Regions from separate parts of the Mus musculus genome. Here region 2 is linked to region 1. The links are chromatin loops, found by intact Hi-C in ENCODE. Cell type or tissue: left cerebral cortex. All regions are shown on one strand. Each heading gives the region's core, and the rest is flanking DNA. Links, peaks and the distances in the headings are about the cores only.

Evidence for each region. A loop is a pair of places that touch in the nucleus more often than their neighbours do. Peaks named below come from ENCODE experiments on the same cell type or tissue, not always from the same donor. Only the 100,000 strongest peaks of a DNase experiment are listed, where the experiment ranks them.
Region 2: it touches region 1 in a loop (6-fold over the local background); 4 of 42 quality-filtered maps call a loop at or near these places.

Annotation. Positions count from the first base shown.
Region 1 is chr1:158,349,900-158,365,990 of GRCm38, forward strand. Brinp2 (bone morphogenic protein/retinoic acid inducible neural-specific 2) reads right to left here and starts at 6,361. Exons shown (of 8, transcript NM_207583.2): 1 at 5,618-6,361. It overlaps Astn1 (astrotactin 1), which reads left to right and starts at 12,405. Exons shown (of 23, transcript NM_007495.4): 1 at 12,405-12,966. The coding sequence starts at 12,684. In left cerebral cortex, for the core only: CTCF peaks have their summits at 4,295 and 5,418; DNase peaks (open chromatin) are centred at 4,018, 4,761, 5,061, 5,214 and 3 more places; H3K4me3 peaks cover 3,049 bases; H3K27ac peaks cover 2,855 bases.
Region 2 is chr1:158,401,282-158,417,372 of GRCm38, forward strand. All of the region lies in intron 1 of Astn1 (astrotactin 1), which reads left to right. Among named protein-coding and RNA genes, the nearest start is that of Astn1, 47 kb to the left of the region's middle. In left cerebral cortex, for the core only: a CTCF peak has its summit at 10,026; DNase peaks (open chromatin) are centred at 4,946, 7,062, 7,708 and 10,052; H3K27ac peaks cover 3,854 bases.

The DNA.
Region 1 (16,091 bases), core at 3,872-11,871:
GAGAGGGCACAGGAGGGACTTCGAAGATTAAGATTAAGTACAGACAAGTATGTCCTCGTTTTTTGGAGAGAGAACCTGAAGATCATTCACTTAGTTATTTTTACTATTACACTCCCTACCCCTTTAAAAAACAAACAAACAAAAAAAAAAACAAAAAAACCAGACTAAACCAAAAGGCCTCTCACCAACTCACTCTGGGCATGTGAGCTGAGGGCTATATTGCTTTAGAAAAGCTTCCAGTGGGCTGAGTCACAGTTAGCTAGGTCCCTCCTCAAATAAATATAGGCCATGTAGGCTATTTGTGTTTCTTGCTTTTAAATTTCAGAAACCCATGCCCAGAGGCTCCCTCTGGGCCGCTCTTGACCTCTCCTTCCATGTTCTCTTTCTTTTTATGTCTCAGGCTCCTCCTGTCTCAAGCTCTGCCCTTTCTCCCCCATTAACCTGCTACTGCTCTGCAGGGCCTGGCTAGCGCGGTTTAAAAGAAATACACTGTCTGCCACCGATGGAAATCTAACTTCTGGTCCCTATATTAAAAACTAAAAGAAATGAACAAAAAAACTGGATTTTTTTTAACCCAGCATATCTGAAATATTACATCATTTAAATCTAAAATCAGTGTAAAATAGTGATATTTTTACATTGATTTTGTTTGTGTGTGTGTGTGGGTGGGTGGGGGGTGTTCTTAGAAACAGAGTCTCTTATATCCCATGCAGGCCTCCCATTCTCTATACAGTTGAGAATAACCTTGAACTTCTGATCTTCCTGCCTCTACCTCCTAAGTACTAGGATTAACAAGTGTGTGTCACCAGGCTTGGTTTATGTGGTGCTAGAGACAAAATCCAGGGCTTGAGGCATGTTAGGCAAGGAACATGTCAACAGAGCCACATACCCAGTTTCTTATAATTCTTTGTTTGTTTGTTTGTTTGTTTTTTCGAGACAGGGTTTCTCTATGTAGCCCTGGCTGTCCTGGAACTCACTCTGTAGACCAGGCTGGCCTCGAACTCAGAAATCTGCCTGCCTCTGCCTCCCAAGTGCTGGGATTAAAGGTGTGCGCTACCACTGCCTGGCTCTTATATGGCTTTTGAAAAAGTAAATCTTTTCAATTTTACAATCCTGGCATGCATTTCAAGAGCCCCTGAGCTACCTGTGGAGTTCTTGGGTGGATTTTTGCCTGCAGTGGCTCCTAATTTTACCCAATCCAGCACCCCAGGTATTTTAGCATTGCAACTGAGTTTGAGAAAAACAAATGATGGGACAGGACCAGCCACTGAAGATGGCAGAATATGATGATGGTATTCATACTTTCCTCTGCATATCAGAGTGATAATTTAAAGAGGACCAACCTGCACCAGTAGGTTAGAGAAGTCTAGCCCACTGCAGCCATCATAATTTAGCCTTCTGACACTTCCTTCCCAAACAGAGCAGGATTTCCTCCAAAATTATGAACAACACATCATGGGCCCAGGACTCTGGCTCAACCCTGAACATGGCAGTGTACATTTCTGAAAAGTAAAGAGAGAAGAAGTCCTATGCACAGCCCAGCTACTGGCCATTAGCATAAGGGTGCTAGTAGAAACAAGGGTGACAGGTAGGATTAAGGTAGGATCTTCAAGAGAGAGCTAATGTCTCTTAAGAGCTGGTTTGAGACTGTACTCTTGGACCAAATACACAGAGAGTCTGCGCTCCCAGGGAACTCCCTCCAGATCTCAGAGAAGTTAGGGAGGGGACTGTGGCAAGTCATTCTCTTCTCATGTCCAAAGGGAGCGTTCCCTATTGTAAGGATGGAGCCATTCACACAGTGGCGTGCAGCCTGAGTGATGCTTCAGACCAACTCCTAGAACAAGTGTGTGTGTGTGTGTGTGTGTGTGTGTGTGTGTGTGTGTGTGTAACTGGCTGCAGCCTTCTCCTGTGAGACAGCAGCAGCCCTTAGACTCCCCTTGGTTCTACCCAGGCTGACACCATGCCTCTCCCTTCTTTGCTCTGCTGAACAATCACAGAACCCCGTGGTACAGCTGCGGGCAGTACCACTCCCCACCCCCTCCTGTCTTTTTTTGTGGTCTCCTCCTTTGTGACTGCAACAGCATATGTTTTATTAAAAGGGAAAGAGAAGAGGAGACAAGAGGTTATGTACATGGGCATGCTCAAGAATCTTAAGATTGGAAATCTTCTGCTCAATGCTAAATGCCTAAGGGCTTTGGCATTTTGCCGGTTCCAAGTAAACCCCAAGAGGAACATTTGGGTGGAGAAATAGGAAATGGGGGAAAATCAAAGCTCTCTCTTAAAGGATTCTGATTCTAAAATATGAGAAGTCTTTTCTTGTGTTCTCTTGAAATTTGCCTGCCTTCCCCAACATCGTCATTCAAATTTTTTTTTTGATATAAAGTTGATAGGCTCTCTGACCTTGAGTAAAGCTTTTCCCATTGTATGTGGCTTAGACCTGAGAGTGGATGGAAGGCCAGGTAACATTTCCAATGTCTAGCAATATGCCCAGTATTTCAGAGCCCTGTCAGGATCCTAGATCAACTTCCGCTAGGCCGTACATGTTTAATACAATGAACACAGATACATAGGATTTCCAGGTTGCAAGAGAGGTGGCCCCAAAGGCCCATGCAGACCATGCTGGTTTCAGCTTCTCCCTGTGCCTGTGTTCCAGTGAGGGACTTGATCAACTAGAGCCCGTTAGCCCTGCTCTGCCTACCCAAAATATTCCACTCTAACTCTCATGGCTCCATTCTAATTCTCCCTTCGTGAAATACTGATAGCTCTTATTATTAGTACAGATCAATGGCTGATTAATAGGGTCAGCCTTTTGACTTCTCTTGTATTGAACTTCTGTTGAGAATACATCATCATTTACCTTTGCCTGGACATAGGCCTATTTTCCCAAGTAGACTACAAAATCATGGGGTTAAAGTTTCCTAAGGTTTTTTTTATCCCTCTGTGCCTTGATGTACTGCCAGAGGAGGACCCCCCAAATCACATCACAGCCTCCTTGCTTTGTAACGTATAAAGCAACCAAGTCAGATCGCAAACACTGAGATGGAACTATGCCTTAGAAGGAGCCCAGGGGACTGAGGTTAATTAGGAAGCAGTAAGACCCAGGCCTCCATTCCATGAGTTTTCCTACTGCTGTGTGTCCTGTGTAAGACAGATCTTCTTCTGGGGTTCTCTGCACTCCCCTTTCCAAGAAGAAGACTGAAGTCTTTCACGCTCTACATCTTAGGATAACCAAAGACAAAGGAGACTATAAGCCATCTGAGAATTATGTAGAGGACTTCTGTAAATGCTCCCAGCTCTTTGGGAAAGGAGCTCTTCAAAATATATGCAAGGACTTATTATTTAATAAGAAGAAAGAATGGCTCTCCAGAAGTAATACCACACAGTGCTCGCTTAAACACTAGCTAGGAACCTGAACACTGAACATTCCAGCCAGTGCAAAGTGCCCACACATTATCTCCAGTCCCTTCAGATTACCTCTTGTTTGTGAGTGGAGAGGGATTTTGGAGCACCCTCCCTGAGGGATAGGTCTAAGGTGGTGCTCCCAGGTGCAAGCCTGTACCTTGGGGAAGAGGATCAGGAGGAGTTGATGACGCAGGGAGCAGGGACGTTCTGTGCCCTCTGGCTTTGCTCAGTAAACAACCTGTCAGGAGGCCAGAGAGGAACACTCTGAAGGGGATCTTGAGGTCCAGGAAGAGATGTTTCCCATTCCCCAAACCAGGCCAACACAAGAAGAATCGGGCCCTTCTGTCCTCCCCAGCGTTTACCTCCTCTGACTTTTCTTGTTTCCACACTGAACACATACCACTCCATTCTGGGAAAGGAAAGACAACTCCATTTTTTTGTAAGGCGAAAGAAGTAAGAGTCAAGAATGCTTCTGGCTTCCCCATGGCTGCAGCCCAGCTGTCAAACCCCTTAAAACCAGCTGTTTTCCAGCAGCCAAGATTCTGGTCTGACGCTTGCTCTCAAACACAGTCTCCTTGCTCGGCATCTTTCCAAATTCTTCTTTCCTCACAGAAGCAGAGCATGCATCTTTTCCCAGAGTGGGTAGCAGCTATGGTACTGGTAAGATAGATCACTGTGGCAGCATTGCTTGGTCATGCTCTCAGTGCTACATAGCAACTCATTCCAGGTGAGAAGGAACTCATGAGGGCCATGTCATAAACAAACAAACAAACAAACAAAAACCAGGCATACAACTGTGCAAAATCAAGAGGGAAAACACATAGACTTCAGCATCACTCTAGCTGTTTCCTGATGTCATCAGACTGCCCCCCAGGGGATTTAGTAGAATCCTATAGCTTCCTGGTTAATACAGGCATTGCATATCTTCCAAGAGCCTGGCCAGGGGGGCGAGGAAAGCAAAGGAATCAACATACACTTGTCTAGAGAAGACCTGGGGAGAAATACTTAACTCACAGTGTATATGTTTAATTCTTCTTATTGGCCTATGCTAACATATCACTGGCCCTGTTGGATACGGTCCGGATTTTATTTCATAATTGATATTCTCTTAGCACATTTGTTCCTACTCAGGGCAACCTGCTCCCAGGACAGGGAAAGCATACATATGGTTCTTTACAGAAAGGTCTGTTCAATCACATTACAGTGCATCCAGTTGATTGTTAGTTAATATTTGGCTTAAGTCTATATACCCTGGATAAATATGTACCGTGAAGAAAGACTGCTTGGTGAAGAGAGAACTCCTCTGGGCTAGAACAGCAGTGTACAAGTTCATCCTCCTACTGGGTAGCGACACCCCAGGCATCATGGCCCGAGCAGGGGCTAGGCAGAGATGCTTAGTGTTTCTGTGAGCAGCCAGCTTCCTTCATACAGCTGTGAACACACACACACACACACACACACACACACACACACACACACACACACACACACACACACACACAGCTGTGTATGAACAGGGAAAACACTCTGATAGATAGTCTCAACAGACCCTTCCCTTCAGCACAGCAATATTCTCCCTGTAGTGTCTCCAGTGTACTACCAGGATTGACTCAGTCGATTGGGGTTTCTGTTATACCACCCAAAGGAGACTATGGGATTCACTCCTAGGAATTATTTTTGTCCCTCATTACATGTTCATAGAAGAAATAGACTGGCCTCTAAAGCATGCCACAGGGCTTTAATGACCATGTGAATACAGCTATATTGCACAAAAGAATACCAGGTCTTTAGGGTCCTCCCCAAACACAGTGAACCTCGTGCAGTTCTGTCCGGCATCAGCTAGGCAAGCAAAAGTCCTTGTCATCCTCTGCAATTATGGAGCCCGAATGAATTTTCGAAAGCTAATGGGAGTTGCACTAACTTTAAGGACTTAAACCAGGCAAAAAAAGAAAAAAAAAAAAAAAAACCAATATAGGTCAGGCAGAGTGCCCAAGCTCTGTGACAGCCATGCGACACCAGGAGGCGATTCCAGAGTCAGCTCAAACCCAAAGTCCACTGCTAAGCTCCACCTGACAGAAACTACGGGGTGGAATGGGAGTTATTCCTTTTGCTTGCAATTGCCAGGCACCAGACAAGAAGGTTGAATGAGGACTCATGAAAATCACAACGAAAGGTGATACAGAAAACCCAGGGGTACAGACCCCTGCACGATTACCTTGAATCCTTGTAAGAGTCCTTCTTGCTGTATCAGCTGCTCCCCAAACCACCAAGGACTGCGAGGAGACTCCCAAAAGACGCCTGATTTTTGTGCAACATCTCCAGTGGCAGCCTTCCAAAGTTTTTACTTCATGATTTCTTGTGGCTCTTTCTCCTTTGGGGAAATATGAAATGCCACCCCCTCAGCTTGTGAGAGGGAACGGATGTCTCTTTTCAAATTCTCCTGCTCTGGGCTTTGCTGTCGCCGCCGCCGCCGCGGCGGCAGCTTTTAGACCACTTGCCTGCTGCCTTGCCGTGGAGCAGCGAGCATCCCAGGCACCCACAGCATCTGTGAAGTGGGATCAGCACTAGGCTGGGTCGCACGCGGCGTGGGAGAGGTGAGGAAAGTGGGAAGCCAACTGAGAAGTCCCCTGTCCCTCGACCGAGGTGAAACCCAAGATCTTGCCTTCTTTTTTTTCCAACTCTAAAGAGACTCACCCGCCCTGTCATCCGAAATCTGTGCCTTGTACATGGACAGAAATCGTTCCTCAGGCGTCTGGGCTCCTTCGGCTGCCTGAGGACCTGCTGGTGTCCTCGGAGCGCGCGGCAGGTGCATTTCCAAGTCCTCCGGAACCCGTCGAGCTCAGCGGAGGCGCTGCGGGTTGAGCCGCGAGCCGCGCGGCAGGCAGGCGGATTCCATCCTGGAGCTGCAGCCCGGCGCGTCCCCACTCCGGCTTCCCGGTCCGTACCTAACCAGTGTCACCTGCAGACTCAGACACCGGATGAGTGTCTTAAGATAACAATGCTGCCCTGCCTGCCTCTCTCGTTCTTTCTTATGCACGTAGGTTGGCAGCCAATAGGACCCTGCGCCATACTCACCACAGGCTCCCATTGGCTGTGAAGCCTGGCAGGAGGCGGGTTCTGAGGCCTACCGGCAATCTCCTTTGGCTAGCTGGCAGGCTGGGGTACCAGCTCTGTTAACCCTCCCAGCTTTTTGCAGCAGCGACTTTTTCCCCCTCCCCGCAGTAAGGATAAGGAAGAATTGGATAAATTCGCGGCTGCGTGTGGCGTTGGGAGTGAGATTGGAGCGTGTCAGAGGCTGAGGAACAAGAAGTAGACTGGGAACTAATTACATTTGCTTTGGTCTTCTGAGTTACAATATTCATTCGTCCCAGCCCATTTTGTTTGCTTGCTTAACCAGAACTCCCAGAGATGGGGACCCATTTGAGCCATTTTCCTTCTAATTTGAGGTTTCATTTAGTTGTTCTGTGCTTTTTAAACCTCCTGAATTACTTAATTAGAAGTGAGCCCCCAAGTGAGAAATAGCTCTCTCTCTCTCTCTCTCTCTCTCTCTCTCTCTCTCTCTCTCTCTCTCACACACACACACACACACACACACACACACACCCCGGGGCCGGGGGCGGGGGGGGGGGAGGGAGGGGGTAAAGAGGGAGGCAAAAGACCACAGGAGCTCTGTGGTAAGATGACCAGGCAGAGAATCGCTGAACAGCTAAATTGAGACACCTCACGCCCCACACCAGACCTGTAGGGACAACAGCAAAGAGGAGAACTTGGGGATTCTGGGGAGACCTCTGAAATGGCCTGCGTCCAAAAAGAAAGAGAATTGTTTTGCCTGTGATGGTTTCCTTCTGTGTGTCTCCTTTCACTCCAGTGGCTGTCAGGAAGAGGGACTCGCATTTTTTAAAGGAAGACTAGAGAAAGGAGAACAGGACAAGCCTTGTTTCTGAGAAGCAGGTGCTGTCTGCTGAGCCTGTGAAAGGGAAGTCCGGGCAGTGGGTAAGGGAGGGAGAAAAGGAGGGAAAGAAGGAAAGAAGGAGGAATAAAGATATTAACTTTAATTGAATGGATGTGAACGATATGTTTTTGATGTTCTAATAAATGTGTGAGGCTGAAATGCATCCTACTAACTGGCGAACTACACTAAATTTTGGAAAGAGCCGTTGTTGAAGAAAGATAAGTTGAAAGTGGCAAGGGATGTGGGGGAATTCCCAGTGAGTCACATGATGAAGGCCTATATAGAGGAGAATAGGCAGAGAGGGAGACAAGTGTCTCCATTTAGTTTCCTTGAGTTGAGAGCAACATCGGAGATTGTTTTGGAAAGAAGTAGACAAAACAGAGGGCAGAGGTTAGATGTACACAGAGGAAGGATATATCTGGGGTTAGGTATAAAGTGCCCCTTTAGCCAGATGCTCTGAAAGAGTGAGGAAGTCTAGAAACTGCTTCTTATCTACAAACCCCCACCCATTTCCATCATATCTGATCTCTACTTGTTTTCTACTCTGCATCTCACCCAAGTTATTCCTTCTACACTCTGCAGGAGTCTGGCTATAAAACATGCCAGAGAATGGCGGTCCTGTGGAGTCCCCAGATCTTCAACTAAGATAAAATATCTAAATAAACTACTGAGAGTTTAACTGCTCCTGACTGTGGAGCCAGTTGTTCCTGAGATTCCTAGAGACAGAGGCCCACTGAACCTAACCCACGTAAGAACGCTTTGGAGGTCTTCCTGTGAAATAACTTGAGGGAGTGAGGGAATGGATGAATGGTAGGACAGGTGTAACTTCTGTCAATGGAAAGAAGGAAAGTGCCAGGATTTCTCAAGAAGGGACAGCCAATCAAAATCTTGATGAAAATCAAGAAACTTGGCTGTGTTTTCTTAAATCACCCATGATATTTTAATGAAGAAAATCACACACTAAAAAAACCTACAAATGTTCATCTGATGAAGGTACTTTGAGGTAACTACTATTCACTTCATTTCCAACATTACAAGAAGCAAACATTGATTCTTTCTTAGTAAATCTAATAACAGCCCAAAGAGGACTACTATGCAAATACCCACTCCCAAAGAATTTCACTCTCTCTTAAACCGTGAAAATATAGAATATTAGGAGGATACAGTGCTCTACACCTTATTTCTTCCACTCACTAATGTCTTGGCCACAAGAAGCTGATGATCATCTGAGTTAGTCCCACCCTTTAACTGTTGCTGCACACATACTATCTTTTCTTCTAAATGAATATAAAAGTCAAGGAATATAAATCACTACATTTACTTTTTAGACCAACAGTATATGAATTCTTGTGGCAATGTTTCAAAAGTCCACTTCCGTCTGAAACAGTTATGTCATGTAACAAGACAGTGGAGAGGGTTATTGTCACTGAGCAACAACTAAATGTCTGAATGTGTGAGATCTTTTTGTGCAATCTCATTTCCTTCTCATGAACTCCAAGCAAGTTATACATTGTTATTATTTATGTATTAGTATTATTGTTGTTTAAATTCTACAAATAAAAACATTTAATGCAAGACACTGTTTTCAGTGTCTGAACTGAATGTGCATATGCGTTTGCATGCATGTACGTATTCGGTGAATGGAATGGAATGATGAGAACGGGAAGTGATGCAATTTCTCATTTCCAAGATGAGGCTGGAGGTTTATCTGAGTAGTTTGGATAACCTAAGGAATGAAGAGCACTGTGACGAGAAGGGCCTAGGAGTGAGGATGGGAAACAGCCTCATCTTCATTGGTGTGTATGTGTGTGAACACATAGTTTGGGGAGTTAGTGATCAGGGAATGAAATACTTGACAGTGAGCAATCAACCTAGGGGAATAAGTGTAAGAAATGAACATTTTAAATTTTCAAACCACAGAATTCTGGTACCTGAGCTCTTGGGTATAGAGTTGGCTTATGAAGAAAGCAATCCAAAGGTATTAAGAGTCATAAAAAGAAGCCACTGACATTTAAATATAAAACAGTGAACCTCAGAGAAGAAGTCAGGCTTACACCTTACAAAACTTGGTATTTTTAAATAACATGCTTTATTTTAAATAAGTTTATATTAAAATTATTTTATATTTAATATACTTAGTAAGTTTATAGTTAAATAGTATATTTTAAATAATATAAACACTTGCATGTATACTATTTATAGAATGGGATATGGATAGAGATAATTGAGCTTATTCTCTTCATGAGAAACTAAAGATGGGCACAGTTCAAGTTCTCCTCCAAAGGAGAGTGTGAGGCCAAGCTTTGACCCACATATGTGGCTTTGCTACAGCACATCACTGCTACACATAAGAGGTGACTGAGACTCACCTGAATCTCGTCATCTCACTTAAGAGGAAAGCATGACCCAGGAGATACTCTCTGGTTTCTGTGAGCTGCAATTTCTATCCTCATCTCTAGATATTTAATTCCTGAAAAGTAGCAGATATGATGTTACATCCTGTGTAGGGAAACCATGAGCCTTGGCAAAATATATTGTCGTTTTGTTCCCATAGCCTTGATTGTTAAACTCTTCTGTGGAAACTGACATCATATAGAAGTTCAAGATGTCAATATCTAACACTCTCAGATGTGACATTTTAAGAAGACTCCACAGTGATTTGGGGAAAGCCACTGCTTTCCCCAACCCTCCACTGCTACACTTGTGCTTTCTAACACAGCACTTTTCAAAATTAGAATGATTTAAAAATTATTGTAGGCTACGTAGCATTCAGAAATAGGAGGACTATTCCTTCTGCCCGTGCTCTGATGGATGCCCATGAGAAATGGAGTGTCAGATGAATGAGTTGGCATCATTTCAGAAATATTGTTTGTGCTTTCAGTGACACAGAGTCTTCGTACATTGAGCTCATCAAGCCTCTCGCTATTTTCTTGACTTTGGTTTCTTCATTTGTTAATCAAGCCAATCTGCTATGAGACGGATAATCTGACAGTTGCACCCCATTTCTCACACTTCAGAGACACTTCTGTTTCCTGGCTTCCCTTTATCCCATGGCAAATCACATTGCCTCTCTATGTGCCATGCTTTTCTAGAGAAAAGGAGAAGAGGAGAAGGTTTCATGGAGACTTTATGTCCTTTGGCTTTATGTCCTTGGTCTTTATGTCCAATCACATGAAAATCAAGAAACTTGGCTGGGTTTTCTTAAATCACCCATGATATTTTCATGAAGAAAAACACACATCAAAAGTCCTGCAAATGTTCATCTGATGAAGGTAGTATGTGCTTTGAGGTAACTACTAGTCATGTCATTTCCAATATTATAAGAAGCAAACATTTGTTTGCTGTTAAGGGAGCAGTGAAGATGGATGGGAAGGTCATTAGTTAATGTATCCTTTTGTCAGTAGTTTGCAAGGAAAACATGATAATATACATATGCATTAATTTTCAGATATGTCATTTTGAAACAAAACTTACATCAGTTCACCAGTTGTTGTTGTTGTTTTTTTCTTTTTATCCATTTTTCCCCTTTTTCTTTCATTCCTTAAATGTGACCTTAAACATGGCTGGCTCAACTAGATTGAGCTATTCAATTAGATTAATCTTGTGAAATGTATGGCACATAGCTTTATCTCTTAAAGGACACACATCTGCGTTTGTCAATAGGTCACGTCAGGTAGGTCAGAACAGCAACTGTTTCAAAGCTGGGGTCCTATTTGAGAAGGTGGTGATTTCCATGTCTGCATAGGGACTGAACCCATCTTCCTGCTGGTATTTAAACACTGAACAGCCATGTTGGAAGAGGATACTTTAGAATTAAGTCATTGCTTATCATGTTGAAGTTCAGCCAAATATCAGATCCCAGCATTCCCCAAATGTTGCTTTTCTTATATGGTCTATGGCATCCAGCACATAAGGACAACAGCAGCAGCACTAGCTGAAGCAGAACTTCTATAAACTTTGGGTGGTGGTAGTGTTGTTCCTAAGAATACTTAGTAAGTAAAGGGGCTAAGTATGCTGTTTCTTTCTTGACAGAGTTTGAATTGACCTTCAACACAACCAGCAATGTTCTTTTATTACTTCCCCATGGACTTTGGCTAATGAGAAACTTGAGTTTTCACATATACTTTCTACTCTGTTCTGTTTACTGAATTTTCTAGAATTAAATGCTTATGGTTTCTTTGAGCTAAGTCTGCTTTCCCTGTCAATCATAGCACTCCCATCATCTTTTTATTGCTTATTGTACATAGCATTTGTGACAGAGATAAAATGAGGCATAAGTTGTAAGTGAAAGTTCTACATTGCTTAACAGTATGAGTTACATCGACTTCCTTCTTTTGTTGTTCATCATTTTTTCATTGCTGTATTTATATCAATATTGCAAATATTATCTTTAATCATTCTGCAGAATCCATATTGGTTCAAAATATATACGTGTGCATTTATCTCAACACCTTAATCCAACAGACAAATCCAATCCAACTAAGAAGTTGATTTTTTTAAAGAGAATGAAGAGGAGGAGGGGGAGGAGAAGAAGAAGGAGGAATAGGAGGGGGGGAAGGACTTGGAGGAGGAGGAGGAGGAGGAGGAAGGGGAAGAAGAAGAAGAAGAAGAAGAAGAAGAAGAAGAAGAAGAAGAAGAAGAAGAAGAAGAAGAAGAAGAAGAAGAAGAAGAAGAAAAACAACAACAACAAGAACGAGAAGAAAAAGAACAAGAACAAGAAGAACAAGAAGAATAAGCCACACCCACAAACCCCCAAAACACTGGGCACTCTTTTTAAAATGTAAAATAACACCCCCAACCCCCTACACCTGCTTTTGAAGATGAGCCCTTTAAGGTGTGTGCCAGTGCATGCCTTTTCCCAAGCCATTTGGATGCTGCTGCGACAGGAGAGATTTTTGCATTACAAAGACGCAATTTTAAAAATGCAGAGCAGGTAGTTAATAACCAAGAGCCCTGGGGATGGAGAGGAGGAGAGAGGCAGGAGCATCATCAACCAGCTGGGGGCTGACCTGATTCCCTAGAATCCCCAGCTCTCTTCCTCTTTCCTCCCAACATCCTTCCTTTCCTTTTTCTCTCCCCCCCAACCCCCCTTTCCTTTCCCCAGATAAGCAGCTCCGGGAAACAAAGAGCTGGGCTCTCCAGACCTCAGCGCTGGAACCTAAGGCTCTCTGAGTAGCATCTCATTTCGGGGACCAGGGCTCTCGAGCTCCGTGTCCCCTCCCCAACTCCCCCCCCCCCCCCCCGCCTCCCTTGCTTGCTCGCTGCTCCCTCCCTGCTGGCTGCCTCCCCCACCATCGCAGCGCTGGGAGGAAGGCGGCCAGGGCTCAAGATGGCTTTAGCCGGGCTCTGCGCCCTGTTCGCCTGCTGCTGGGGGCCGGCTGCGGTGCTGGCCACAGCTGCCGGCGACGTGGATCCATCCAAGGAGCTGGAGTGCAAGCTCAAGAGCATCACTGTGTCGGCACTGCCCTTCCTGCGCGAGAACGACCTGAGCATCATGCACAGTCCCTCGGCCTCCGAACCCAAGCTTCTCTTCTCCGTGCGCAATGACTTCCCGGGAGAAATGGTCGTGGTGGACGACCTAGAGAACACGGAGCTACCCTATTTCGTGCTGGGTGAGTCCCGGGAAAGGTGGAAGAGGCCAGAGGAGGCGCTGGACAGGCGGTCCCCCACCCCCTTGGCCCGTTCCACACATCCACTTGCTGTTGCCACTTCCCCTCCCCCACACTACCTCCCTGGATCCGCCCCACTCGTGGACCTTTCTTCACACCCACTTGCAGGCCAGCACTTGGGCCTCAGTGCACCTGATGTCTCCCCAAATCCAGTCTGGAGACCTGAACCTTCCTTCTTAGTTGCCTTGCCCCAAAGGAACAGGTTGCTAGTGTCTCTGAAACCTTCCTCAGTCTTGAGCTGCGAGTTTTCACTCAGGAACACATCTGAACAGAGTCAGTTTCCATCTGAACTCTCATAGGCCTCTCTCCTTGCTTGCATGCCACATGCTTAGTAGTTCTTTGCTTCACATCCTTGGGCACCCAAACTCACCCACAGCCATCCCCAAGGCTTTAGGAACAGTTCTGTGGTCATCCTGCCAGCGTGGACATACTTCACTACTAGGACTGCTCCCCACTCCTTAGGGCTCAAATACCCTTCCTTCCAAACAAATTTCTTATGTGCCTGGAGTTTAGCTTAGGAAGTTGTACCTTCATGACTAAATCCAACAACCTCTTTGTTCGAGTGCCCTCACATCTCCATGACATTTTAAAGTGTCTCCAAAGGAAATGGTCCAAACTGGGTGACCTAATGATCACTATTGCTCCCCTCTGTCCTCCAAACTACCCTAGCTATAACTGCACACAGAATGGCTTCTCTTTCCTTTTGTTGACATCGCTCTTTCTCCTAATTTTCTTAGGCCTCAAAATTCCTTCAGGCCCTGCATCTTATATCCCTTTGACACCACTTTTCTTGCTTTCATTAGCAGCATCTTGCAAAGCATCACAGGTGCCACATTTCTCTACTTCTCCATCCTGCCTGCTCCAACTGTGCACTCCATTTCTTCGGAGTACAATTACGAAGTCTTACACTATGCTTCACATATTCCAATGTTGTCCAGGAGAAGGGTTAAAGGTAACCATAACTCAGAGAGAGAGAGAGAGAGAGAGAGAGAGAGAGAGAGAGAGAGAGAATACTATCACATTTACTTAATGTCCTACAAACTCAGAATCACTTTGTAGGAACATGACTCCCTACTGGCCATGTGTAGGTTGAAACTACAGGTGAAATTAGAGCGTTTCCCCCCCTGCTCTTCTTTTACAAAGATTCACCTTTATACAGAGAGCAGAGAGAGTAGGTGACTAAACCCTCCTCTCTGAGCCACAATGGAGAAGTAATTTTAAAAATTGCCTGGTTCTATGAAAAGTTCATTTACAGTTTCTGGAGTGTAACTCAGTTAAACCCTGTGAAGCCAACCTACACACTTGAATGGATTATTTGATTTATTTATTTATTTTTGCAGGAAAAATACCAATAACATAATAAAGACAGGGGGCTGGCTAGCAATAGGAACAGTGGCTACGCTACTCATTGCAGCATACAATTTGTTGCGTGGATATAAAGTTCTGTTGAAGTCATGCTGGTGTGCAAATCTAATCTGTTCTCCATGCTTCGGAAGAATGAATGTGGAGAATTATATGTTTCTAAGGAGGCTGTTTGGGGTTCTGCAGGCAGTATTTACTGTGCATAAAGGTGGACATATGTGGTTGAAAAGGGGAGGCTGGGCTAACAACCACTCAGAACTCCACTTCTCTTTTTGAAAATTTCCAAAATCAGGCCTGTATACTGTGATAGATGTATATGAGCTAGATGTCCAAAGCTTAGATGTTCAATAATTGGTTTTCTGTGCCTTTGTACAAAGCTGCCCACTGCAGCACCCTGTTAGGGTTGCTATGGTAACCTGCTGCACTAAGGCATTTACACAGAGGCACAGGCACTTTCACTTCAGGACCAGAAAATGCATGGTTGTTCACCATCTTCCCAGGCATCAAACTATGCTCAGAACCAGCGATTTGCTGGTGTCTGTCTGTCTGTCTGTCTGTCCATTTTGGCCTGGAATTCCAAAGGAGCAGCATCTAAGTGAGCAGAAAGGGAGAGGAATCCAAGTTCATGGAGGACAGACTGAAGGATACTTGTTCTTAAAGTTAACTTTTGTGGTCCTGAGTGCTGCAACTCAAGATTCATAGTGAGGGAAGTAATACTTTGTGTGTAGATCTTGTCTCACATTTCTCTGGTAGCAGACTTGCTTCCCGTGAGTACTTATGGGAATTTATGAAGCTCATTCCTCTTAGCTCTCTTTAGTACCATCAGGACACAGAAGTTTACTGCAACATCCCTGGCCCCAGGTACCCTCTACTTACCAGGAACACAAAGATAGCTATAAGAGCTGTAATTATACCTAGTTGTATGTTTGGATGTTGACAAGGGTAAGAATCCCAAGGAACTAGATGCTCCTGTGAGAAAATCAGGCTCCATGGAGTATGTGCTTAGAAGTGCCTTGACCAAAATCAGGTCCTGTCACTCCTGGAAAAAAATGAGAATAAATGACCAAACAAGTGTTGGCTTTCTTTTGCTTTGAGGATCAAGTCCTATCATTTCAATGAGTCAAACACGCTTTTCCCATTTCAAGCAAGGGTCTTTAATAAGTGATCTTGCTGTCAACCTTTCAAGCCTTGCGTACTTCCAAGTCATCTGCAGTTTTGGGGATCTTTTAAAGACTCTGCACATACCTCCTTCTCCCTAGAGGGCTCTCTGTCTTTCACTGCCCACAGGTGTCCTGCTGTATGAACATGGCACCCATATAACTACTAAGAAGCCTTCCCTAACCCCTCCACAGACCACTGTCATCTGGAACACTTTTGTATTTATTTTACAAAGACACACACACACCTATATATACATACATATATATGTATATACGTATATGTATATATATATATATATATATATATATATATATATCACATATATACTAACATAACATGTATAGTCGTTTTTACAAAGACTACTATATATACATATGTATATATGTATTATACATATATATGAATAAAGTAAAAGGTAGATTTGACTTGGCTTTGTCTAGAAGTGAAGGTATTTGAGATCATGTGGAAAGGTTAGTTAACAGGATAGACGTGACTATGAATACTTGGATAAAGGAATGACCTGGCTATGTATAGAGATTACCCTG
Region 2 (16,091 bases), core at 3,794-11,793, 51 kb after region 1:
TAAAAGTTATTGCACCTTTAAGTGGTGCTAAGTTAGCTCCCTCCCATCCTCCTCTATCTAAACATGCTAGTGAATCCTAAAGAGCTCTTAATTGATAATAAAGAACACTTAATCTCCTACCTGATTTTAAAAAGATGATCTGCCAGCCTTATCTTCATCCTTTGTTCCTCTGGTCAGTGGCTTCAATGGTAGCTATTGGGCTACCATATAAATGCGTCAGGCAATTGATATCAGATACAGACAATCATCATTGGCAAGTTCATCCTGAACTAAAACCCAAGGTTATACTGTCTCTAGCTAAAGTAATACCAGGGGCAGGCTCCATACTCACTGAAGCTCGACTACGATTTCAAGGCCTCTGTCTTCTTCTCTCTGGTGATAAATTTGAGAAAGGCATTTCTGTAGTAGGGGGACACAGGTACGTTTCTGAAGGAAATTTATTGGAGTCATTTGGTCCCATACAAATGACTAAACTTCTCTTAACCCCAGTTTCATTATCTTCCCAAATGCTTCTTGTAAGGATGACGTGAAATAAAAATATTAACATGTCCAATGTTTGGGCAAAGGAGACTAATCGTTCAAGTTCAGTGTTTTCCTTTAGCATGGATAGAATGCTGATTTTGTACTTAGGGTTTCTTAGAAGGAGAACCTTGATCCCCATGGTAGGAAGAGACAAGGCCTCAGTGGGGCAGCAGCTCCTAAAGCCATTTGATCGATATTCAGATGTACCCCTGAAAGGCATCCTCGCAAACCACTCTGTCGGAGAACAAGATTAAATGTCCTTAAATCAAACCTTTTACACAACAGACCTGCCCCTCCTAGGCAAGATGGAAATAGACTTAGCATTCTGGTGTTTAATTCTGTTTCCTTTCCTCGCTTTGCTGGTGAGCCACTGAATTCTGCTTCCTGCCTGAGGTTAGCTCACTCGATCCTACGACCTCCCAAAGGCTTGGACCTGCCAATTCTTTGCTGTGCCCGTGGCCAAGATGTAATCAGTTCACAAAGCCAGGGTGGGGAAGATGCAGGGTGAAGTCTCAGCTGCAGCCTGTAGAGGATGTCTTCTCTTAAGAACCGAAATACAAAGGAGGAGGATGCCTGTGTGCCTCTGAGGATCACTAGGACTAGATGGGGAGGCTGGGGTAGCCAAAATGTTTTATTATCCATCTTTGGGTCCTTCAGTTAAGCTTGTGTGCTTTGGAGACTTGGTTGCCTCTCCACTCTGTACAAAGAGGAAATAAAACATACCTACATTGTCATCTCCATAGGCTCTGATGAAGGTCACATTTTTTTTTCTTTAAGAAAATAAATTATAAAAGATGCTAGGCAGTTCTTAGGCTTTAATTGTCATCAGCGAGAGAAAAATATTTCTTAGTTTTGTTTTCCATTACAGTGATAAAATGCCCTGATAAAAGCAACCTAGTTGAGGAAGGCTTTGTTTGACTAACAATTAGAGGTTATAGCTCATCATTTCGAGGAAATCAGAGCTTGAAGTGCCAAGTCAAGAGCAGAAAACAATGAATTAAGACATACAAGTTAGCACTCCCTCCACACTTCTACAGTTTGAAAGCCCTAGGGAATGGCGCTACCCACAGTTGGCATGTCTTCCCATCTCAGTTAACACAATCAAGATAACCCTCCCATAGACTTGCTCACAGGCCAGCCTGTAATTTACACAATCTCTCATCAAAAAATACTTTCCCCGGTGATTACAGATTGTGTCAAGTAGACAATTTAAACAAATAATCACAGAGTCCAGTAAGATGGCTCAGTGGTTAAAGTGCTTGCTGCTATGCCTGACCTGACCTGTATTCATGACCTGAGTTCATTTCCTGGGAACCACGTGATTAGAAGAAGAGAACTGACTGCTGTAATCAATCCTCTAACTTCCAAATGTATGCCATGGCATGCAGATACCTATATACATGCATACATGCCTCTGGTCTGAACATGCACAGAGCATACATACCCACAAGTTGAATAAATACATGTAATAAATAATTAAAACCAGGATCATCATAATGTTCCATGTTAATTACTATTCTTAGATGAGATATTTTCCTTTCTTTTATGTGTACGTGCATGTGTGACAGTGTGTGTCAGTGTATGTGTTTGTGTGTGTGCATATGGAGACCATATACAAATCTTCAGATTTGCTTCAGAAACACCATCCATTTCCTTTGAGGTGGGGTTTCTTATATTGGTCTGGAGCTCACTAATTAGGCTAGACTAGCTGCTTAGCCACTGTGCTAGGGTTATTTATGTCTTTACCTCCCTAGCACTGAGATTGCAAGGCTGTGCCATTGACCTTGACCCCTTGACCTCTTACATGAACACTGGGGACCTAACTCAGTCCTCAGCTTTCAGAGCAGGCACCATCTTGACCAGGGGATCCTCTCAGCCCTCCCTCTCTAGTGTTTTTCAATAAACACCTTCAAATGCTTTGTGTGCTAGTATCATCCATATTCCCTGCTGATAGATGGAAGGCCAGTGTGCCATGCACGGGGGCGGGGGAGGCAGCATTCTATGGGACCACTGGCAATGCATGCATTTTAGGCAACATGCACTGGTATCCTTGGCTCCTTCCCTGAACCCTCATGAAAGAATGTGTTTCTTCACTCCTGACCAGCATGTGACACCTTGGTTAAGCTCAGCTGCCTGTGGTGACAGTGAGAGAGGCAGAAGCAGTTGTGCCAGGCATTCATTGGAGAGTGGAGAGATGCCCTGGCCTGGTACTTTAGTCAGAGTAATCCCTAGAGAGAAAAGGTTTGAGGGTTGCCGAAGGGGCAGCACACTAGCTCACTATCTCAAGGGTTCTTTCCTCTCTGTCTTTTCCATAATTTATTGCAAGCAGTTGAAGAGACCTTTTGGATCCTGAACATTTCTGCCACCAGTTCTTTGAAATAGGGTGGATGGTTCCCGTCACTTCCCTTTCGGGAAGGCAGTAGTCTGATGAGTTAGGTAATGTCTGGACAGAGCGCTGTCCACTGTGAGGTAAGGAGAGTAGAATGGCCTGATGTAAAAACTCGGGCAGTGACAGGAGGTGGGCCACCAGAATGGGTATTAGTTCCAGGCTCTGAGCTGATTTTGTTGCTGGGGAGTGATGTTGGTTGGGAGAAGAAAGAGAATGGGAGAGGTGGCGAATTTACTCCTTCGTGATGTCTCTCATCAGACACCTTCGACCTTGCAAGTTCAGATTCTGCCCTGCTGCCACATCTCAGCAGCAATCAAATATGTCGTTTGAATTGTCGCTGTTGAGCCCCATGGTCCCCAGGTAGTGCAGCTCATCAGGTTGACAAGAAGCAAAGGTAGTTCTACTCTCTGGGCTTTTTTGCAGGTGCCATCATCACATTCAACCTCTTGAAGAACAGAAGAGATGTGGCTTGTGTCACTTGTGACTCATGTCTCTCATCAGTACCCATCTCTGGCCATCCATGTTAACTTACTGGGTCCCTTGGTAGCACAGGGTTTATCTTCATTCTTATCTTGTTGTGTTTCATTTTTAAACCACTTTGGCAAGAGGAGAATGGGATTTGGCAACTAACAGTAGGATTCCCATTGATCTCTCTTTTAACCCCATAACCCCAAAGTGCTCCAGGTAGCCACAGCACTCTCCTGTCGGTGTTTATGCATTCTGCCAGAGCCAAGAGATGAAGCTGCCAGGTTTACACTAAGTGAGTCAGGAGGGCTTTTCTTTCCTTTGCCTTTTTTTTGTGCTGCCTGCTCAGTTGCCATCAGTGCTTCCTCAGCTCAGGCGCTTGGTCCTGGGAACCTCTGTTCCTGGCTAATCTGCTATCCTGCTGCACTACAAATAAATCTAAGATGCTGGAGAGGAACATGATGTATTCTCAGCATGGAGGTCTGTCATCAGCAAGTCCCTCACTCAGTGTGGGAGCCCAAGGGAGCTCAGAAGAAGAGAAGAGAGAGGTGGTAGAAAGTGACCTTCAGGGATCACCCCTTTAGTGTACTAGGATGCTACATCCCCTAATGCTTATACTAAACATCAAAAGCTACAAAGGGGACACATAGGTGTTATCTCTGCCCTTCATTTAAATGGAGAAACCTCAGGCTTTAGGATTGTAGCTTCCTCATCAACATACAATCATCAACACACAGCTTTTGTTCTAAGGTTTGTTTTGACTTTTTTTTAAAATAGAATTTCACTAGGTAGCTAAGGCTAGCCTTGAGCTCACAATCTTCTTGCATCTTACTTCTGAGGGCTAGGATGGCCCACCAAATATGGGCCACCAAACCTTTTTGTTTGTTTTTTTGTTGTTTAAGTAAACTCAATCCTAGGACTGTCTAGTTTTAAGTACCACTTCTTTCCCATGAAATGAGGTTTTTGTTGTCTTTGTTTGCTGTGTGTGTGTGTGTGTGTGTGTGTGTGTGTGTGTACCTTAAAGTTGCTCTGGGCATGTCCATCCATTTTCCCTTTTGAGTCAGAAAATGGAATCTGTGTGTCACTTGTTCAAGGTCACAGAGCTGATAGGAGGAGCAAGGCTTTCTTATCCCTTTACACTGCATCATTCCCAGGAAGCAGTCAGCAAGGCCTGTCTGCCCTTATAGGATGCTGGGTTTTGGTGGCACTACCTCTGAGGTTTTTAAAAATTCGAACTCTTTCATTGTCATCACAGAGTGCACATGTGCTTCCCATGATGTCTATAACAAGAAAACAGCAGTTAACGCAGCAGCAGATTAAACAAAACCAGACCCGACTGGTGGAGCATTTAATTCATATCCTGATTTGCATGAGCCGAAAATACTCCACACTGTGGGGAAGGGTCCGTTTCCAAGTCTCATCAGCACCCAGGCTAAGTCACAGGCTCAGGGACAATTGGGAGTTGGGTGGGGGAGACTGTGAAGTTGGAGGAGCTGAGCTCAGTTCTGAAGGGGTGGGGTGGGTGGGTGGGAGAAACCTTGTTGAAGAATCCTGCCAGAAAAAAGGACCACGTGCTCAGGAATGTCTCCACAAGATGCAGCCCGAGTGTTGTCATTTGGTGGGCACCCTCTTTCTTATGACTGAATGTGTCCCCTGGGTTTTTTTTTTCCTGTAGATTCCAGCAGCTAGTAGAAAAGCTGAGGTAAACATCAGCTTAGTCAGAAAGACAGAGACAGGCTGCTTGAGTGAGATAGGAAGGGTGCAAACTCATTACAGAAGAAAAGTGCCGTCTTTCTGCAATGGAGGGCTCTCCTTGTGTCTGGGAGTCATGAATATTGCATCAAAAGAATAAGCTTATTTAAGAGAAGGAAAAAGAAACGCAGAAGCTGGGAGAATTAAATAACTCTGGGGAACTAGCCTCAGGAAGGGCTTTTCAGTTTGATTGTGGAAGTGAGTTTCTGTCAGGTTTTGCCCTGGAAGTTTAGCTTTGTGTGAATCGAGATCAAGAGAACCCTCTTGGGACGCCTGAGGTCAGGAGAAAGCCATTAGTGGTGATATGGTAGGCAGGGGTCCCCACAATCAGTGGGGCTTCTCCATGAAGCTCCTCACTTTAAAATTTTATAGTGTTTTTATGTGAAAGCTTGCCAGGGAAGTGGCAGGACGCTTCCAGAGGAATATTGTTGCAGCTTGGCATTTAAATATGGGTGCTCCTTGAATTATGATGGACTTAGGTCCTGATAAATCCATCCTAAGTTGGAAGTATCATAATTTGAAGACGCATTGAATACATCTATCGGAACAGTATAGACTAGCGATACAATACATAGTCCCTTTTCATATGGGGAGGGAGAATCTCCTGTTTTCCCTTGTAATCTCCGGGCTGAGTGACAGCTGTGGTTCGCTGCTGTAACAACATCACAGGAGAGTATTGTATCATCTATCACCAGCCTAGGGAGAAATGAGAGTTCAAAATCTGAAGTATCATTCCCGTTGAATACATATTGTCTTCACACTATTATAAAGTGAAAACACACACAACTTGGGCTTCTATAAAAATGGGGACAATTTGTGTTTGAATGAGACATCAGTCACTTAACAAGCACATCTCTTAGGGATGATCTAGTGTGATACACGAGAGCTCTGTTCCCCACCTGTCCTAGGATGCTGCTGCTGCTTGTGCAGAGTGGAGCCGATAACCACCAGCAAAATATCGTCGCTGAGAATGAGGAAGGGGCTCTTGCCTGCGTTCTCTGTCAGGCTCTGAAACAGACCCTCTGGGAGAGTATCTAACAGGACACCTATCTTTCATGTGAAAGTATAAGGGGTGTTTGCCATCTTCTTCCCAAACCTGTCTTGTTCCATGCCCTGATTTTGTAGGACTAAGTGGATGCCTTTGCCTACATACAGTGATCAAGGAGAGGGAGGATGCTGTGATGGTCAATATGGACTGTCGATTTTAAAGGAATAAGAATCAGTTAGGAGACAAAGTTCTAAGCATACCTGTTAGGGATTTTTTACACTACATTGAGTATGGTGGGAAGACTCATCATTCATGTTGATGGGACCATTCCATGGACTGCAGTCCTGGCCCAGATGACAAAGAGAAAATCAAGTGAGTGCCAGAATTCATCTCTTCCTGGTTTCTGAATGTAGACACAGGGTAGCTACCTCACATCCCTACTGCCATGGTATCCTTGCCAGGATGGACAAAACTGTGAGCCAGAATAAACTTCCTTTCCTTCAGGTGCTTTTGTGAGTGCATTTCCTGGCAGTGTCAAGAAAAATAAGAAGTATGTCCATCAGCAGATATACTTGGGACAGTTCTGTGCAATGGTGAGGATGAAGCAAAGAGAAGAAAGAGTAATGATACCAGCAAGAACAAAACAAAACAAAACAAAACAAAACAAAACAAAACAAATGGCAAGAAGAGAAAGGGAGAAGAAAGAAACAGAGAGGCATTAAACACAGTCCAGAAACAAACCTATGCTGCTCTGTATGGGCAAATCCATTGCAGGCGTGATATGGAGTTCCAAGAGAGCTGGCTTCTGAGACTTAGCTCATTTCAACTTTCAAGTTGCTGGAAAGGAAGAGTGGTTGGGGAGGAAAGAAAGAAAGAAGGAGGAGGAACCAAAATATCCTTAGAATTTCTGCAGCTTCTTTTGAGTTGAGAAGGGCTCTTTAGCCAGAGCCTCCATCCAGAACCTTGTTACCATGGCAACCGACTTGCAGCCTACAAGGCTGTGACAGCCCACTCTGGAGTTAGTGCTGCTGAACCAGAAAATGTTACAGGAGAAGTTCAGTTTCCTGGATTATTAGCATTAAAAAGATACACATAGAATTAAGGACTAATCTGCAAATTCACTAACAACTGCTGTTTTTCTCCCTTGACATTAACCATGGATTCTGGTCATTTATTTCATATCTACCAGGCATCAGCAAGGGACAGTGTCAGAGGATTCGGGAGTGCACATGACAACCCTTGGCACTCAGGACAGTCTGTCTGCTGTGAGGTTTGGTGATATAACCACAGAAAAAGGAGCAAGGAACCCTAAGATGTCACCAGAGTGGATTTATGCAGTGCTTCATGAACATAGAAGAGGGTGTAGCTTACTTTCTCAGGGTCTTAGGAAGCCTTCCCAGGAACGATGGCATTCAAGTACTACAAAAAGGATGAGTATGAGTTCTCCAGGTGTAGAGTACAAAAAGAGAGGAGTTCTTGTGGGCATAGCATCTACCAAGCTGAAGAAATAGCCAAATATGCATTTTGTTCCTGATATGTTTGTGGTTTCCTCTTTCCAACCCTCTTGGCTCTCTCTGCAGTCTTTGCCCCCAGCTCTTGAAGGCTCTGCTTCAATGGTGTTATGTTTAGTTGATTTCAGGTTTGTGGACAGATATCTCTTGCCAAGCTTTAATGGGCCTGCTTTGGGGCCAAATCTTAACATGGTGCTATGGGTACCAGAGAGTGGTCAGGACTGATTTTTAAAGATAGCCTGTAGTTAATTATTTTTTTAAAAGATTTCTCTTTGGGGACTAGAATACTCCCTCCCTAAAAATTCACACCATTCATCTGCTTTTCCATGAAATGACCTTTTTAAATTCAGGACCCGCCTTCTGGGAACAGTCTGCTTCCATCATGCTCCTAAGGATGCAGCGATTTGCATCCTGGCACCAAGAATGTAAAGATAAATTACTTCACTCAGAGCATTGTAGAGCAAGGCCCACCCCTAAAATGTTTCACAGAGCCCCCTAGGATCAATGCCAGTCATCCATAAACTCTTTCTCCATGCATATTAATTGGTGATAATTGAAAAATGACACCCATCATCCTTAAAGAAGAAAATCGTTGAAACCAATTGAACACTTTTACAAAGTCTATTTTTATTACTTAGATGCACTAAATACTCAGATTGTCAATACCACAACCAACCTCACTACTAAGAAGTACTGGTAAAGATATCCTTCCATTCACTCACTCATTCATTCATTCATTCATTCATTCACCCTACAGCTACATTGAACTATGGTAGATATAAACATAAAGCACAAATTCTATTATCAAGAATCTTAGGAATTACTGTATATATAAGAAAGGGCAGAGATATACAGATAAGTGGAATACAAAACAGAATGATTGTTAAGTTAAATAAACATGTTGTAAGGATACAGAGAGGAGGTTATTCTTTTTGATGCATCTTCATGTTTTTCAGGAGAGAAAAACTGTAACAGAAGTAATATTTAGGTAGGATTTCAAAGAATGATGAGCATTTTAGTGGGTATACATGGAAGGAGGGAACAGACTAAGGGAATTGCTGGCACCAATGCTGGGATGTGGGGTATTATGGAGCAGCCTGAGGAATGGTAATGGTCCAGAAGGGCTACTACAGGCATTTATTTTGGAAGAATCTTGATGCCATGCTAAGCAATTTGGACTTTATGTGGAGGTGGGAGATGTTCAAAGATGTCTGAAGAAGGAGTTGGCATGGGTGTGGTTATTATTTATTATATGTTACCACTAGAGTATCGTTTTCATTAGCTGAGAGCTTATGTCTACCTCATCCCCTCCTGTATCTCAAGAGTTCATCCCAATGACCAGCACTTCGTAGATTTTAATAGATGGCTGCAGAAGAGGGTTGCATTGGGGATGTAGAATTGTTTTCTGGTGATGACATAAGAGTAAGGAATTGGGAAGGTTACTAAGGTAGAAAGCTATCAGAGTAGCTCAAGAGATTGCCTGAAAGTGAAGGTAGGGGCAATTGAAGACAAGAAAGGAAGATATGCAGACAGGAGAGGCACGCACAGATGTGTGCCAGATACCTGCGTGTATACAGGGCTGAGTGTCCAGTGCCATTTTTGCTCACAAAAGTGAACAAAAAAAAAAGTGAAAAGAGGTCCTCCCTGAAACTCTTGCTTTTATCTGCGTAAAACAATGCATCCTAGCACGTTTTAACTACAGCAATCAAGGTGATCTTGTTAACAATGACCATCCTTGCAGTCTCATTTTGCCTGTGATGTTATGGGGTTACAGAGTTAGCAAGTTAATGGTGGATATGCACTTGTCTTACAACTCATCCTGGGGTTGGCAGTGCAGCCCCAAGCAAGGTGAAGCCCTATCAGAAAGAGGGGAACTCCATTGTTCTACACTTCACGTCTTATAAAAAAATGTCTGGAATCCTAGATTTTGAGACCCATTAGCAGGCAACTGCAACTCTACCTAGTTCTCTAGAAGGTTTTTGGGAATATTCTTCAAACACCCAGTTTACCCTACTAAAATATAAGGGACGTGTAGTAAAATAATAAGGGGAAATCAAAGCTACACTCTCTGTGTAGTAGGGTACAAGCTTTGTAGATTAAAAACCACATGGAAATAACTGCATAGAAGAAGAAATAGGTTATTGTGTTTGGGAACTCTGAAAGAAGTTACCTGTGGTGGTGGCATTATAAAATACTGTTACTTCTTCTCTGTACTCTTGCAAATTTGCCAAGTGTATCTTATTAATTCATATTATCTTCATCATCATGAAACGTATTTAAATAAAACCTGGATTTAAATATTGCAACAGTAGAATTGCTCATGCATTCTCTCCTCTGGGCCTTTTCTAGTGAACAGGGTTTGAGGACCTAGTTTTCTACCTCTTGGGGGAGTCTGTGCTTGCAGCCAAGTCGCAGAATTGCCTGTGGAAATGTTAGATGAGGTAGAGGCAATTTAGAACCATTTCTCTGCCAAGTGCCTCCCTGGGGCTGAGGGTAGAGGAGCAGTTGGCTCTCCCCCATTCTCCCCACTCTCCTTTATTTTCTCTTCCTTGCTTTCTTCCTACTCTCACTCTTCTGTCCGACTCCTAACCCATTGCATCTCCCACCCTGTCTCTGCCCCTGACTCCTGACCCTTTGCCTCTCCTACTCTGTCTCTGCCCCTGACTCCTGACCCTTTGCCTCTCTTACTCTGTCTCTGCCCCTGACTCCTGACCCTTTGCCTCTCCCACTCTGCCTCTGCCCCTGACTCCTGACCCTTTGCCTCTCCCACTCTGTCTCTGCCCCTGACTCCTAACCCGTTGCCTCTCCCACTCTGGCTGGCTTTGCTTCTTCTGATGCTTTACTGTGCCTTTGAAATATACTCACAGGAAGAGGGAAAGGTGGGTCTAGAAAATTCCTGTGTATCAATAGTAAAATACATCAAGTAGTAAAAGAAGGCAAAACTGGTATTTGGACTGTTGGCTCCCAAATCTTGACCTTAAAATTCATTTTAAAATATTATATCTTTGTGGTAATGAAAGTGTTGTGTATATTGATCAGGATCATACTTAGACAAATCCACCCCCCCCTCTCTCTCTCTCTCTCTCTCTCTCTCTCTCTCTCTCTCACACACACACACACACACACACACACACACACACACACACACACACACACAGAGAGAGAGAGAGAGAGAAATAAAATGAATGTATTTAGTGGTGTCTAATCTTAGTTGTTATACTGGACTATAGTATTACAAGATAGAGAAAGGAAACTGGATAAAAGATACATATATTTTGTTATTTGATTATTTCCAATAAGTGCATATGAGACCACTATACTTTTAAAACAAATGTTTAACTAAATCTCTCTCTTTCATACACACACATACACACACACACTTTTGGCTTTGATAGTAAAAATAAAGAATTTAAAACATCTATCTATTAAGAAATTATTATGCACTAGGGACTATGGTAACTAGGTTCTCTGTTTTCATTATTCCTTTCCAAAAAATTCATTAGTTCTACTATAGGTGTTATTATTATCCTTGTTTAATATGCAAGAAAACAGAAGCCCAAAAAGCTAAATAATTTACTCACACCAAGCCAACTGGTAATTAGTTGCAGCGTGAAGACAACCCAGGCAGCCTGACTCCAGAGCATGCACATGTCAGCACATGATATTCTGTCTGCTGTCATGTGTGACTTGAATGTATGTGGCTCTGATGGACAGAGGTGTTTTTGTTCCTCCCAGCCATCATTTCTTTACATTGATCTTTAAAATTGTTTCCCCTGTGTGGCAATCATTTATCTGACCAGTTTTCCTTTCTCTGGTTAATGAAGTTCATATTCTACTACGTAGAAATGTATGTCTTGTTGTAGGAAGTCAAGAGTACTTTATTAAAATCTATCTTATGATTATCAATATACCATGTAGATATCTCTTAAGTCTATTCACATCTCCCTAGGTTAATGTTATTGCTAGAAATAACAATTCACTGCTGTTATTACTATTTTCTTTGTAAACCATAATTGCTCCAACTTACATATTTTGTACATCTTCCTGTGAGTCATGTTTTACCTGGTCTGTATTTATAGACTTACATTCTTTAGTGAGCAGTTGATCTCTCTTAGTGGGAGGCTGATTGTTTATTGGGGTTAGGTAGGGCTTATCTATATAATCTGTTTTTCCAGTGCGTGTGCTCTACTATTGATGAACCTTGTGGCACAAACTTAAAGATGGAGAGGTCCAAGGACTACTAATCTCTGTACAACTCAAGATCTAGAATCAGCGAAGCCAGTGCATGAGCATCTTGTAGTGAGAACAGAGTGTTTAAACCCATAGCTATCCTAGAAAGAGGAGTCGGAAAAATTTGAAGACCAAGACAATGGTGGTTCCAGCCCTTGAGTATCCAAAGGAAGCCAGATGGCAGCAAAGCGTGAAAAGAGCAAGGGTGAGGCCAATGGGATGACAGCACTGAATGGCACTTTCTCCATATCTCTTGTCACTTATGGTGTCCATGTGGAACAAACAGCTCCCAGATGTAGACAGCAATACGCGCCATCCAGTTGTCTATTTCCAGTTGCTAGAAGACGTGAATCACATATCCTTGGATTTCTTAATATATGTGTTATTTTTTTGCTACTGGGGAGCAATGTGGAAGCTGGCAACCACCTGAGATGTCTCTGGTTTGGGTTGGGGTAGGCACAGTGGTTATGAGTTACTGTCTTCCATGGCGAGTTGACTACTTTCATGCTGCTCCCAAACTGGGCTCCTCGAGATACTGAGGCCGTTTTCAAGCAAGATGCTGAGCTCTTGCATAGAGGGCTGGAGAGTCAGCAGGATTGCTGACCTCATGCAGGTCCACTCTGCACATGCTAGCATGTCTTTTCATGGAGTACTTTGTTCAGGGTTAGAAAAGAATCGGTCGGCTCGTGAAAGTTAGGGCTGCAAAGACGGTCTTGCAGACAAAATAAAAGAGAATCTTCACAACCAGTCATGGGGGATAAAGGTCATTGCAGAGGGAGGAGCAGGTGATGATGTGGAAAAGAAATAATGAGAAGAGCACTGGGCATGGTAACAGACTGACTCAAAGAAGGGAAAAAGAAAAGGATTGTTGGCTGCCCTGGGACTGTCTAAGCTGCGTGAACCATACAGATAAAAGGTAGCATGGCCATCTTATTAGAATTGGGGGATGTCTGCACTGCATGCTTCTCCCTTCCAAAACTAAACTCTTAAACCTGGGGCTTTAGGGATGTGAAAAGAAAAAGAAAAAAAAAAAGGATAGTTGTTTTGGAGGCAGCAAAATCCACTCATCGTGGCACTATTGACTGGGAACAGGAAGCTTTATTTGAAATTGTCTCCCCCATCAGACCTCATTACCCACATCTGCCTTTGAACTTGTCCCTGTCTGTTTTGTGCTATCCTAGCTGCTATCCTAGGTAGTACGGCCCTATTCAACAGGACTAGGATGCAGTGACCTCATGGACACCTCCTCCCTGATTAATACTCTGGTCTCAGCCAGGTGCTTGGAGGAGACATGGTGGGTTGGAGAGAGCAGTCCTGAAACACCTGGTATGTGTGGCATTGATATAGCCCTTCATTCTTTGATGAGGTGGATTCTTTCCACAAAAGCCACTGTCAGCTGCAAAAACATGGTAACAAGTACTTTTTTTTTCTGCTGAAATAAAGCAATTACTGCAGAGTACGCAAACACCTAAGTGACCCAATGGCTACCAGAGCAATTTTCTTTAAAGGTGGCTTCTACCAAAATAGTATAGCATTCCCCAAAGATGAATTGCAGATGTGGGGGGAGGGGGGTCAGGTTTCTTGACATCCAGAGAAGGAGGCTGTCTGATCATTTGGGGGCAGGAGTGGAAGGGATCTGTATGTGGGAGGATGGGGAAGGAGTATGTCAAAGGCCAGCTAGAGCATTAGAACTTTACAAAGGATTCTACAATTCCATTGCTTCCAACCTCTCCAAATGGCCAGCTCCTATTCCTTCTGAGAGCTTCTGATCCCCTGTAGACTGTCTGATACGTATGATCATTATCCCTTCAAGACATCTGCATCCTCTATGGTCATAGGAGAGATCCAATCTATATCTTACACAAAGCAGATGCTACAGAGTCCTTTCTGTGTCTAGCAGTTGTCCAAGTGTTTCAAAATTAGGACGAGGGCTTGAGATTATACACTCGTGATAGATATACCATGATGCTTAATCTTGAAGGTCAACTTGATTACACCAAGAAATGCCTAAGAGGCCTGAGGATATAGCTCAGTGTGTAGAATACACATCTATCATGTACAAAGCCTAGGCTTTGATTCTTCAACACTGCATCAACTAGACAAGGTTGCTCTTGTCTGTAATCACAGAATTTAGGAGGTTGACAGAAAGATCAGAGACTAGAGACAGTCCAGAACTATATACTGAGTTCAAGGCCAGCCTGGATTCTCAAAGAGAAAATAAAAGTGAATTCCTTGAAGATCCATGAAACGCGCATTTGGATGTGATGTGAGGGTGTCCCCAGAGATAACTAGGTTATGAGAACTCTGATCCTTTATGTATTCATAACATGATGGCTTTATTGGAATATGGTAAATGTAGACAATGGGACCTAGCTGGAGGAAGTAGCTCTTAGAGGCATGCCCTTTGTGGCCATATCATGCCCCGATTTCTTCCCGGATCATCTGGGTTTTTGTTGTTGTTGTTGTTGTTTGTTTGTTTGTTTGTTTTGTTTTTGTTTTTGTTTTCTTCCTACCCTGATGTATGGTCTCCTCTAAGTTCTGAGCCCAAATAAATAGCTGTTCCTTCCAAGTCATTTGTGTTGCAATCATACAAAGGTAACTAATGCATGTGCCTAGACTCCAAGACAAATCTAGATTTAAGCATTGGCCCCATCACTTAGTAATGTCAAGCAAAATTCTCACTTCCCAAGACTCAGTTTCTCTATTTTGATATCATAACTGCAGGGGTGATGGGAGAATCCATTAGATAATGACATCAAGTTCCAGGCAAAAAGAGAAGCTTAATACATTTCTTTCTCTACCACCAAGTCTTCTTGCTAGAGAACTTTTGAATAAAACACCCCATCCATGTCCCCAAAGAGCCAGCATTTATAGAAACCAGTGTTTTTATGAGTTATAAGAGGGCTACACAGAATTTCACTTTGCTCAATCGATCTCACCTCTCACAAACTCAACCAGGCTTTCAGGGCAATCTTTTCTTTAAATCACGTCTATTTCATAATTAAAGGCAAGACAGTACCTTATTTCTTGGTCTGCTGATCTCCTATTAGAGATATCCTAGAATCAGACCTTTTTCACTTTTTTTTGTATTCTTCAAAACAGAACATGGGAGATCCTGGTCTGTGAGTTTGGAGGATCCTGGATCCCGAATCTGTCTCTACTATTTACTAATGTGTGCCTGGAGGAGCTTGGGCAATCTCTCTGAGTGTTGGTTGTCTTACTTGGAAAATGGAGCTGATAAATCTGTCTTGTGGGTCACTGAGAAGATTAAGTGAAAAGCTATGAAGTTATACTGCATGCTGTATGTATGACGAGCCATACATACATATTTGCCTCTCTCTTTAATGTAAAAATATCTTCAAGAATTTCTAAGGATATGTGGATTGATATGTATTTTAGACTATCATTGAATAATGTAGGTTTTCATTGTTGGGACACACACATAATATATGATTGTCTTATAATTAGGGCTAATGCTATATCATATACTCTTAGGACATTTATATCTGTGGTGGTTTGAATATGCTTGGCCAAGGGAGTGCAGTATTGTTGAAGTAGGTGTGGCCTTGTGGGAGGAAGTGTTCATTGTGGCGTTGGGCACTGAGACCCTCCTTCTAACCAGGTGGGAGCCAGTCTTCTCCTATCAGCCTTCAGATGAAGATGTAAAACCCTCGCCTCCTCTTGTACCATGCCTGTTTGGACACTTCAATGCTCCTGCCTTGATAATAATGTACTGAACCTCTGAACCTGTAAGCTACCCACAATTAAATGTTGTCTTGATAAGCGTTTCCTTGATCATGGTGTCTATTCACAGCAGTAAAACCCTAATGAAGACAATGTCAAACTATATATTCAGTGATATATAGGTCCTAAGATGCATTTCTGGTAACTGAAATATTATGTACGTTTATATTTACACTTAGGTTGCCATTCTAACTTTTATCTTTTATCTCTATAATTTCTTTTAAAGAAATCCAAGTAGGTTGTCATCTATCTCCAAGTCTTTTTGTGGCCTTTGGACCAAAGTGATAAAAATTCTGACTTAGTCAAATAATTCCTATTATATATATACTATATATATATATGTATATATATATATATATACATATATATATATTATACACACACACACTATGTCTGAGTTCTCAAAAAATATATTTTAGTGAGAAAGGATCAAATACCAGTGATTTCTTAGTAAAAAAAAATAATAAGTTAAAAAAGAATTTAAATGGGA